2 separate regions of the Homo sapiens genome follow, and region 2 is linked to region 1. The links are chromatin contacts, found by Hi-C or POLR2A ChIA-PET in ENCODE. All regions are on one chromosome and are shown on one strand. The core of a region is the stretch at or near the end of the contact, and the rest is flanking DNA. Distances in the headings are between cores, read along the strand shown. Region 1 holds the start of CDKN3 (cyclin dependent kinase inhibitor 3). Region 2 holds the start of DDHD1-DT (DDHD1 divergent transcript).

What was found. A loop is a pair of places that touch in the nucleus more often than their neighbours do. ChIA-PET counts read pairs that join two places held with the same protein, here RNA polymerase II (POLR2A). Pooled maps may share reads with other maps.
Region 2: a map of OCI-LY7 shows a loop between it and region 1 (5-fold over the local background). The contact joins the promoter of DDHD1-DT here to the promoter of CDKN3 in region 1. A Hi-C loop is called at or near these places in 3 of 168 maps with a recorded cell type or tissue (OCI-LY7 and naive thymus-derived CD4-positive, alpha-beta T cell), 5 of 37 single-sample maps with no recorded cell type and 14 of 50 pooled maps. POLR2A ChIA-PET finds 5 or more read pairs at or near these places in 1 of 52 experiments (activated naive CD4-positive, alpha-beta T cell).

Annotation. Positions count from the first base shown.
Region 1 is chr14:54,395,703-54,398,402 of GRCh38, reverse strand. It overlaps CDKN3 (cyclin dependent kinase inhibitor 3), which reads right to left and starts at 1,396. Exons shown (of 8, transcript NM_005192.4): 1 at 1,326-1,396. The coding sequence starts at 1,334.
Region 2 is chr14:53,152,088-53,154,787 of GRCh38, reverse strand. DDHD1-DT (DDHD1 divergent transcript) reads right to left here and starts at 1,434. Exons shown (of 3, transcript NR_110062.1): 1 at 1,057-1,434. It overlaps DDHD1 (DDHD domain containing 1), which reads left to right and starts at 1,465. Exons shown (of 13, transcript NM_001160148.2): 1 at 1,465-2,527. The coding sequence starts at 1,690. RefSeq lists a silencer at 1,290-1,619 and enhancers at 2,440-2,639, 2,660-2,700.

The DNA.
Region 1 (2,700 bases), core at 147-2,646:
CCCAAGAAAGAAGGAAAGAAAAAGTTGAGATACTGGTGTTCAGTTCCTTCCAAACTCGGGGATCAGATAACTCAATGGGGACAGGTGGAGAAAGAGGCCAGGAGTGAAGGACAGCTGATGTCCCTCCACATGGCAACATAGGGATTAGCAATTGTAAGCACCTAATGCTCTTTCTAGCTCTGAAGCTATATTCTACAACGGTCTTGGTACTAGAAGATCACAGGACGGCTAATTTAGGCTACGGACTTTTTTTTCTTTCTTTCTTTTATCTTGAGATAGGGTTTTGCTCTGTCGCCCAGGCTGGAGGGCAGTGGCGTGATATCCGCTCACTGCAACCTCTGCCTCTTGGGTTCAAGCTATTTGCGTGGCTCAGCCTCCCGAGTAGCTGGGACTACAGGCGTGCACTACCACGCTCAGCTAATGTTTGTATTTTTAGTAGAGACGGGGTTTCACCGTGTTGGCTAGGCTTGTCTCCAACTCCTGGCCTCAAGTGATCCGCCCGCCTTGGCCTCCCAAAGTGTTGGGATTACAGGCGCGAGACACCACCCGGCCCTAGGCTATGGATTTCTGTTGCTTTGGCTCTATCTGAAGTATTATAATCAACTGCACCCAAAGGAAAGGCTTCCAGTAGGTTGTCAAGCCGGGCAGTAGGAAATATGGGTTAGGTGGGGGATCTTCAGCTCCTTGCCTGCATCTGTTTTTTCTTTAAAGCAACTTTGATGATTCATATTTCAAATTTGTGTGGCCCATTCACCAGGTTTATTAATCCTAACAGAGCTGGACGTTTCTGCTTCCCCAGGCCCTGTGATTCTGAACGTCACGGGAAAAGAGCAGCATTGCCAGGTGGCCCTGGGGCATGGTGACAGCGGTGGTGTCGCCCACAAGCCGCGGCGTGGCATTCGTACTCAAGGTTTCCCCAGGCCCTGTGGGCGCAGGTAGCGCCCGGCCACCCTTCGGGGCTGGGGTATCGCGCCCACTCATCGCTGACACTCAAGCTCTTCGGCTCGGTTTCCTCGGTACAACGAGGCTCGGCCCTCTTTGGCTGGGCGGCTGGGAGGCTTATGAGACCCCGCAGGGGACAGGTGACAGCCCACAGCAGGTGCACAGCGAATGTCCGTCTTTCCTTCGTCGGCCACCGACCCTGCTCCTTCGTCTCTCGTGCCCGTGCTGGGCCCGTGCGAGTCACCTCCCCGACCCGCAGAACGGTTACGGCGCCAGTCGCACTGCTACCAGGCTAGGGCTGCCCTCCGGCCCAGGATCGGGTCCCCGGGACCGCTTGCGTCCCTGCCGCCTCGCTCCTCCAAACCCCAGCACGTCCGACTCACCGGCTTCATCGCTGGCCGCCCCACGTCGAGACCAGTGCCGCCTCCCTCTGCAGCGCCGGCGACTCACCGGTGCCCCGGCCGAGCCCGCGCCCCGCAGCTTAGCTCACTGGTTCGTCCTTCTGTGAGGTGGGCGCGGCGTCTTCCAGCAACCAATCAGATCCGCTTCTGGTTTCTTACTCCGCCTTTGGGTGGCCGAAGACTCGGCCTCTAATCGCTGACTGGTTCCTAGAAGACCTTTGAAAGACGCGCGGGAGGCGGGCCCTGTGGGACGTTGATTGGCTGGGAGGGCGCCCTCCTCCCGCCAGTTGGGAGAGTGCAGGGGGCGGAGGCGGGGCGGAAGAGTCAGAAGGCGGCCCTAGCGCTTGGGGGACGCTGGAAAGCTTTGCTTCTTGATGGCAGGATGTCAGCGTGGTCCATACGGTTGGGAGGTGATTTTTTTTTTTTTCTTGAGACGGAGTTCGCTCTTGTTGCCCAGGCTGGAGTGCAATGGCGCGATCTCGGCTCACCGCCACCTCCGCCTCCCGGATTCAAGCGAGTCTCCGCCTCACCCTCCCGAGTAGCTGGGATTACAAGGATGTGCCACCAAGCCTGACTAATTTTTGTATTTTTTGTAGAGACGGGGTTTCTCCATGTTGGTCAGGCTGGTCTCGAACCCGGGTTGGGAGTTTTTGTGTTTGTGACGGAAGTCTTACTATGTTGCCCAGGCTGGCCTCGAACTCCTGTCCTCAAGCAATCCTCCCGCCTTAGCCTCCCTTGTAGCGGCTACGGTAGGGAGTTTTTGTTTCTTTAAGTTGTATTTTTATTTTTTATTTTTTAAGGGCTCAGGGAAGCACTGTATTGGATCGTCACATGAAAAACATCACATAGACTTTGTAATTATATCTAGACATACAAATACTAGGGAAAAAACTAAAAATTTAGAGTATAAACATATTTTATATGCTTGAAGTTTTAGTTTATCGTTCCAGAAACTAGACAAGTTACAGTGTAGATCAATATTCCTGTCCCCCAAATATGAATTAAATTATATTGTGTGAAAGGGAAATTATAAAATGCCAGGTAAGATAGGTCTAAGGGCCAGTGTGTCTACATAATTAGCTGTAATCTTTTAAAAATGTGAGTATTTCTCCGCCTTCTCCAGTCCCCATTTAACTAGCCATGGGAAAGGAAGTCGCCTGGAGCAGATCTGAGAAAAATATGCAGAAATTTCAACCCCTGATTCATGTTGTGAAAGCCAATGGGTATAGAGCTATTAGAAGGAATTCCTTAGTAAAGAAGGTACCACAGTTTGATTTAGAGACTGTATTAGCTAGTCATGGTTGCCCAGAGATAAAGAATGAATAGGATGTGTATATATGGATATAGAAACAGATTT
Region 2 (2,700 bases), core at 185-2,684, 1.2 Mb after region 1:
AGCCCATACCCAATATCATATGCTGCATATTGTCAATAGAAATACTGGAGGAGCAACTGGGAAGCAGGCACTCAGAAATTTTTTTTGAGTGGTAAAGAGGGTCCTGATCTTAGATGCTTTCAGTCAGAGCTGCAGTATACAGTTGGATAGGTTGTTCACTGCACAAGGTTAACCAGCTAAGGGCACTAATTGGGGCAGAAAATCCAGCCTGTATTCTACTTGACAAGCCATCAACTCCAACACCGCTCTGTATCTGCCCACAGGAAGCAATGCCTTTTTTCAAATTCCTACAAAGGCCCTGTACAAACTTCAGATAGTCTTGATTTAAATAATGACAGAGTAATAATGTCTGACAGGTTACATCTCAGGAGCAAGAAAAATTGCCCTACCAATCTGATTCCACCAGAGAGTAAAAGAAATAGTGAAGACTGTCTATTCTTAAAATGAAAACACTGAGGTTGGAGATGGTTTTTCTCTGGATTCTCAACATAGGGTGATGTGCTTACAAAATAATTTTTTTTAAATAAAAAAGACCCACATAAGGGAGCCTCTGTATTCAACTTGATCCCAGAATATGAGTTACAGAATCAGAGATGCATAAAAATCTGGAAGAAACCTTAAAGTTCATAGAATTCCATTGCTAGAAGGAACTTTAGATATCATCTGGTCCAAGAATCTTAATTTTACAGATGAGGAAACCAAAAAGATCAGGAAGATTATGTGATTTGCCTGTGGATGGTTAGCAAAGCTAAATCTAGAACCTGGTTGTTTTCTACCTCTCAATCGAACACTCTTTACCACAGCTGGTTGGACTTGACATCATTATAATCAACTAAGACTGATTGCGCACCCACTGTGTGGGAGAGGCTGACATGGACTTGGTTTCCATCAAGGGCCTAGCAATGAGGTTGAGAAAACAGGAAATCCAAGCATCAAAAGATAAGTAATAATATGAGATGGCATATGAAGCAAGGTTTAGATTCCAGTTTCCCAGTGGGAGTGGTGACACCAAGGTGAGTGATGGGTGTGGGGTGGAGTGCCCTCGTATCCACCCACCTATGCGTCCTGGTTCTGTCTGGAGGCACCAGGGCCAGGTGACAAAACGTCCAGGCGAGGCCGCAGTAGGGCCTAAGGTCAAAAAGAGCAATGCTGAATCCTACATCCTGGGGCCCTCCTAACACGTAGCTTAAGGCTCTGGGCTCATGACCCACATTGTAAGGATGAGTGGGGTAAAGCCTATCCACATCTGGGCTGTGAATTCCAGAAGCGGGGGACCGAGGCAGCTGTGCATGAAGACCGCAAGGAAGGAGGAAGGGAGCCGAGGAGGCCCAAGAGCGGCGGGCGACCTGACACCACCCTGCCCTCCCAGCCAGAGGGGCAGGGGGGAACCCCGCGCGCGGCGCCGGTGCAGCCCGGGCTTCCGGGGCGGCGCACGCGGCCGGGGGGCGGGGCGGGGGCCGAAGCACCGCCTACGTCGGGCTGCGTGACAATGGGGCCGGCGGCAGAACGCAGCTGCGGCGGCTGCGGGTCTCGTGGGGGCGGAGCGGTCGCCGCTGCCGCCGCAGCTCGGGTCGGGATTTGAAAGATTAGAAACTTCGGGTGGAGAGGGCGGCGGCGTTGAATGTGTGGCGGAAGCGCTGGGGGTCACGGCTCCGCGCGCCGCCGGACAGCCGGCGGCGTCTCCACAGCATGAATTACCCGGGCCGCGGGTCCCCACGGAGCCCCGAGCATAACGGCCGAGGCGGCGGCGGCGGCGCCTGGGAGCTGGGCTCAGACGCGAGGCCAGCGTTCGGCGGCGGCGTCTGCTGCTTCGAGCACCTGCCCGGCGGGGACCCGGACGACGGCGACGTGCCCCTGGCCCTGCTGCGCGGGGAACCCGGGCTGCATTTGGCGCCGGGCACCGACGACCACAACCACCACCTCGCGCTGGACCCCTGCCTCAGTGACGAGAACTATGACTTCAGCTCCGCCGAGTCGGGCTCCTCGCTGCGCTACTACAGCGAGGGTGAGAGCGGCGGCGGCGGCAGCTCCTTGTCGCTGCACCCGCCGCAGCAGCCTCCGCTGGTCCCGACGAACTCGGGGGGCGGCGGCGCGACAGGAGGGTCCCCCGGGGAAAGGAAACGTACCCGGCTTGGCGGCCCGGCGGCCCGGCACCGCTATGAGGTAGTGACGGAGCTGGGCCCGGAGGAGGTACGCTGGTTCTACAAGGAGGACAAGAAGACCTGGAAGCCCTTCATCGGCTACGACTCGCTCCGCATCGAGCTCGCCTTCCGGACCCTGCTGCAGACCACGGGTGCCCGGCCCCAGGGCGGGGACCGGGACGGCGACCATGTGTGCTCCCCCACGGGCCCAGCCTCCAGTTCCGGAGAAGATGACGATGAGGACCGCGCCTGCGGCTTCTGCCAGAGTACGACGGGGCACGAGCCGGAGATGGTGGAGCTTGTGAACATCGAGCCTGTGTGCGTGCGGGGCGGCCTCTACGAGGTGGATGTGACCCAAGGAGAGTGCTACCCGGTGTACTGGAACCGTGAGTAGCGGGCCGGGGTTAGGGCAGGACGGGCTGCCCCTGCATGGGCCGATGCGCACCGGTGTGGGTTTGGGACTGGTCGCCGCGAAGAGGGAGGCGCGTGAGGCCTGGCGTTTGGCTGGGGCAGGATGGAGATTGAGCAGGGAGCGTCGGCAGCTGAAGGGTAAACGAGC